2 separate regions of the Homo sapiens genome follow, and region 1 is linked to region 2. A link is an interaction called in ENCODE POLR2A ChIA-PET data of the cell type or tissue named here. Cell type or tissue: MCF 10A. All regions are shown on one strand. Each heading gives the region's core, and the rest is flanking DNA. Links, peaks and the distances in the headings are about the cores only.

Region 1 (2,828 bases), core at 148-2,647, 73 kb before region 2:
CTGTGCCTCTGTGCCTCACTGTATGAAGGATTTATCTGGCACCATAGAAACTTACCATGCACAGTGACAACCTAGAAGAGTGAGAGAGAGCCTCAGCCAACAGGGGACCAGAGTCAGTGGATAAGATGCTTGAGGCTTTCCATCTACCAGTGAGATAAATATGAAGCATGTTTCATATGGTTCTCAGAGGGTTCACAGTGGGATTTAGCCCCAGTGCCCACAGTACTCTGCTCGTTAACGTACTGTTTATATTGGCCTTTCTCCATTCCCCATCTCACATATACTTCCTGGAATCACATCAAATAAACTGCACCTAAGGTCTTCTATCTAGGTCAGCTTTTGGGGGACCCAAAAGAAGACACATATCTAATATAGCTTATCTCACATTGCTTTAAACCTTTGTGCTTATGTCTATGTCTTCCACTAGATTATGAGACTCCTAAGGGACTATAGTAGGTAGAATTTTAGATGGCTCCTAAGATTCCTGCTTCCTGGTACACATGCTCTGAATAATCTCCCCTTGAGTGTGAGAAGGACTTTTGAATATGATATAGTCACTCTTTTGATTAGGCTACAATATATGGCAAAGATAATGATTGTTACTTTATACACAATTTAGCTGACTAAAGTCAGAGATTCCCCTGCTGACCTTGAAAAAGCAAGTCACCCTTCAGTATAATAATAATAAAATCAAAAAAAAAAAAAAAGAAAAAGCAAGTCACCATGAATTCAACAGGTGCAAAGAAATAAATTCTGTCAACAATCAAGTGACTTTGGAAGAGGTTCCTGAGCCTCAGATGAGACCCCAGCCTGGCCAACACTTTGAAGCCTTGTGAGAATGACCATCCAACTAAGCCTTGCCCTGACTCCTGACCCACGGAAACTGTGCGATAATAAATGTATATTGTTTTAAGCTATGACGTTTGGGATAATTTCTTACATCATAGACAACTATTGCAGCCATTTGTTATTCTTTTAAAAATTAATATGAACTATTTCAAATATATAGAAAGTAGTAAAGAATAGTATAAATAGTATCATGTATCCAGTATGAAGAAATAGGGTATTACAAGTAATGTTGAAAGTTGTTGTATAGCCTTTTCTAATTCTGCTTTCCTTAATTCTTCCTGAGATGCAACCCACTGTAATGAAGGTGTTGATTAGCATTTATGTGCATTTTTAGAACAGAAATTCGCTATATGTATGTATGTCTAAAAGCAACATATAATATCATTTATTTCTGTTTGATTTCTCCTCTATTAGAAATAGATTAAAATGCTTTCATTATCATTGTTTCCTGTTAATTTTTTTTGTATCATCGTCCAGTTTTACATTATGAATTTTAACATTTTGTTAGTTGCTGTGACAGAGACATTTAATATTACTGAATAAGCATGTGCGTCATCACATCTGTCAGCTCCCTAGCAGTTGGGTCATGCCATGTGACAAGTTCTGGCCAACTGGTTGGCAGTTGGCAACCAAGGAACTGTATGTTGAGATGATTGAGCCACAAGTTTGAAACTGCCAGGACTTCTGAGTCACCACATGGAAAACTGCTCGTCTGCAGAGTTATAAAATTTGGCTAGGACTTCATGTGAGTGAGAAATAAAGCCTTTGTTTGTGAAGCCAGTATAACTTATTATGTAGCATAGCCTACAATATTCTGTCTGATGTAGAAAAATACAAGTTCATGTTATTTTATGCTGATGTTATTGTGTTCCTTTAATAATTTATCCTTGTTAAACCCTTTGCCTCATATTTTACTTGATAATTTTTGATCATCCCATTATTTTCAACCTTCGTTTTATTTAAGACTTGTAACTAGGCTATAGCTGGGTGTATCTTAAAAATCAAATCTAATAGTTTTTTTCTTCTTTTAGGTATTTTAATCCATTTACATTTTTGGAATTACTAATAGATTTACTTAGACTTGTTTCTGTGGTTTTATTATTATCAAGATTTTAGTTCCAATTTTTAAAAAACAACCATCATTAGCTGTCATTTGATATTATAGTCAGTAGTTGGTACAATTTGTTAGCTTATTGTTAAAAAATTGTTTTCTGTATTTAGTGTTGTTTTATTCCAGCCCCTTATTTAAAAGGCTTTTCCCTCTGAGCTCATCATTGATCTGGATGAGGTGCATACTCTTTTAACAGTGTTTATTACATGTGTATGCGAAGGTCTGTAGATAATACGCTCCATTAAACTCTTTTGCATATGAAAATGTCTTTATTTCGCCTTTACCTTTGAATGATGTGTATAGCATTCAGTTATTTTTCTAAAATGTTTTGCTGATATTACTTTACAAACTTCTGGTAGCTATAATTGCTGTGGATAAGTCAGCTTTTAGCTGAACTGTCATTCCTTTGTAGATAGTCTTTAACTTATTCTGAGGTTTTTCTTTATCAGGAAGTTCTGAAATTTCACTATAATACATCTATTTTTTAACATCATATTTGAATTTAATTTTTGATCTGGGAGTTTCAGTTTTTAATTCTTGAATATTCTTAATCATTGCCTCTTCACCATTCCTTCCGTTTTTTTTTTTTTTTTTCTGAACCTCTCACTAAACACACCTGAGGTCACTCTCAAATCTGTTTTTCTTGTTCCTTGTTTGCTCTTTATTTTCATTATCTTTCCAAGTTCTGGGTGAATTCCCCACTACTAATTGTCTCTTTGTCTGAGTTTATTTTTAAGTTTGATTGCATTTTTTATTTCAATGACTATATTTCAACTTTGAAAGCATTTAATTAATTCTTTTTCATATCTATTTGGTTGTTTCAGCTGTATCTTATTTTGTTTTATAATTTGTTATTTTTGTATGAGAT
Region 2 (2,828 bases), core at 228-2,727:
TTGATTTTAAATTTGACATTATCTTAACTTTCTACCATGAAAAATGAGGATTTCTCTCTCTTGCCATCGCTTCCCTCATGTTCACATATTTCCTCTTGTATCTTATCAACAGTTATATTGCTTTTCCTAGTTAACTTTTACTGTTTATATCATTCTCTTTACATAAATATTTTTCAGTGGCATGTGTAATATGATTATATTTTCTTTCTATTGTGACTTTTTGTTTTTCCTGGATTTAATAGTTACTTTTTTTTAGTATTCTATGCTGTTTTGCATACATAGAACTAATCTTTCTTTAAATACTCTATAGAATATATAAGCCTTTAGGAGATCTGTCAGTCCAAGTGTTTTTTCTTCAGATATCCACCCCATATTTTTCCCCTAATCAATTCTAGATGTGTTGCATTCTCAGCTTGATAAAGTGCTGTTGTTTTGGGAATTTCCTTTGTCCTGATGATTTTGTTTATGTTTTCCCTAATTATGTTGCTCCCATCAATTTCTCTGAGTTTATTATTTTATTTCAATGGAGCACATTCTTCAGGAGATTGATGAGAGGATGTGGATGAGAGAGAATTATTTTGAGACACTCTGTGTCTAGAAAGGTTTTTATCCCACCCTTGAATTTGATTTGATATTTTGGCTAGATATAGAACTAATGGTTAAACAAATGCTTTCCTCTCAGGAATTTCTTCACTTTTTTAGCTTCTAATTTTGCTTTTGAGAAGTCTGATATCATTTAATTGTAAATACATTGCATATAATCCACTTGGGCTTTTTTTTGTAGACATTAAGGTATCAGTTTTCTGTATAGTATTTTGAAAATTCAATTATTATCCACCCATCAATTTTCCAGTAAGATTTTTCCTAATTTTTTTTATATTTCTCATCTTTTTATTATCTTCCCTATATTTCATTTTGTCGTTTTACATTTATATCTAAATAATTCTTTATTGTATTTCAGTGGTATTTTAAAAGTGAGTGGATATAAATATGGGTATTCAATCCATGATATTTAAGCAGAAGTCTCTACATTTCTTGCGTAGGGTTTGTCTTGATTTAAAATCTATTAAAAAGACCAAATAGTTTTTAAAAATATATATTATGAAATGATATATCTCATAATCACTAATATGCTTATCTTCTTGGTCTTCAAATATTATTTCATTTTCATCAACTTGCTACAGTTTTTGGTCTTAGCAGCCCTTAAAAGAATTACTTTGTTATAGAATAAGATGAGATATCTCTAGAGTCAACTTTGCCAACAGAATCATGATTCATATTTGGCTGTGATCCCAGTTCACTTGGATATATGTAGTTTCTTAAGTTTCCAGATGCAGAAAGGATAAGCCTCCTTGGCCCGATTTACAGTGTCTAGCAGGAAGTTAGTTAGGGCAGATGTTTTGAATTCGTGGTTAACCTGTTTCAGTTTCCACTATTGGTGGCCATTTCTGAATATTTGAGGAAGATGAAATACTAATTGAAGTAAAGGAGGCAATCTAGTGTCTCATAAAACAATAACCTCACTTTATAGTCTGTGAAAATCTTGTGATCTTTAGCAAGGGGAAAAACTAGGAGGACAAAGTATCTCCTGCCAACTATTAGTGCAATGCATTGTGCTTGTTTTCTTTGTTAGCAATGATAAAGCATGTGTCAAGCTTTGATTAGGATTATTAAGTAAAAGTTTTTACAATGTAGAGTTTTATTGTTTTTATTGTTTTTGTTTTTGCTTTTTGAGATAGGGTCTCACTCTCTTGCCTAGGCTAGAAAGTAGTCACATGATCTCGGGTCACTGTAGCCTTGACTTCCTGGGTTCAAGTGATCCTCCCACCTTAGCCTCCTGAGTAGCTGGGACTACAGGTGTGCACCACCATGCCCACTTAATTTTCGTATTTTCTGTAGAGATAGGGTTTCACCATATTGCCTTGGCTGGTCTTGAACTCCTGAGCTCAAGGGACCTGCCTACCTGATCCTTTAAAAGTGCTGGGATTATAGATGTGTGCTATGCACTGGCAGTGTTGTTTTTATATGTATTCTGTATTTTCATAACTATTTCAGTGAAAATATTGGGTATTGCTATTCTAGATGTTTTATGTGGAGAAAACTATGTTAGAGTTCTCTAGTTAGATGTTATCTTACTCAGAAAATTGAATCCATGTGTCTAAATTTCTCCTACTAGGTAAAAACTATCAGACTAGATAGTCTTTAAGGTCCAAACTACTGTATTTCTTTAACCTATGCTCAGAGTAAATTTTTCTTAGTGGTAATGATATTCATTCTGAGTTTATCCAAACTGTTGGATATTAACACTATGTGCTAGCAACCACTTTAAGATTACTTTAGAGATGCCAGCAGACTGACACAAACAATTAGTTATAAACCATTTTAAATGATTGAAAATTACATGTCATTAAGTCATCTTTAGAAAATAACACTTTAAAAGTTCCATTAATTATCTGAGTTTAGCAGCCACTGTTATTTGTCTTAGATACCAGCTTAGAATTGGACTCTTTTAATTCTTTGCTGATTACAGGACTGCATATTATACCCAACAGGAGTCTTGTGTTTGTTTCTTTACTGAAAAGCTGTGACAGCTTCTTCTGGCAATCTTAGTATAACGTGATTTCAAAATAATGTTTAGTCTGGAAACTGGTGTTCTTTCCTGCCTGGTGAGTGATAAAAGTTGGGCATGTTGCTTCCTGTTGTTGCATTGCTTCCAAAGTGCACTGTAATTGTAAATAAAAGAAGGATTAATAAAAATGGTGAAATCTGCACCTCATTTTAAGGATTATTGTTTTTAAACTCAATATTTGTTCCAGAAGCTTAATTTT

The links. Peaks named below come from ENCODE experiments on the same cell type or tissue, not always from the same donor. Only the 100,000 strongest peaks of a DNase experiment are listed, where the experiment ranks them.
Region 1: POLR2A ChIA-PET joins it to region 2 with 17 read pairs; 1 of 35 experiments calls an interaction of 5 or more read pairs at or near these places.

What each region holds. Positions count from the first base shown.
Region 1 is chr2:186,421,095-186,423,922 of GRCh38, reverse strand. No RefSeq gene overlaps it. Among named protein-coding and RNA genes, the nearest start is that of ZC3H15, 64 kb to the left of the region's middle. In MCF 10A, for the core only: no CTCF peak of the experiment used is centred there; a DNase peak (open chromatin) is centred at 1,492.
Region 2 is chr2:186,348,218-186,351,045 of GRCh38, reverse strand. No RefSeq gene overlaps it. Among named protein-coding and RNA genes, the nearest start is that of ZC3H15, 140 kb to the left of the region's middle. In MCF 10A, for the core only: no CTCF peak of the experiment used is centred there; a DNase peak (open chromatin) is centred at 1,305.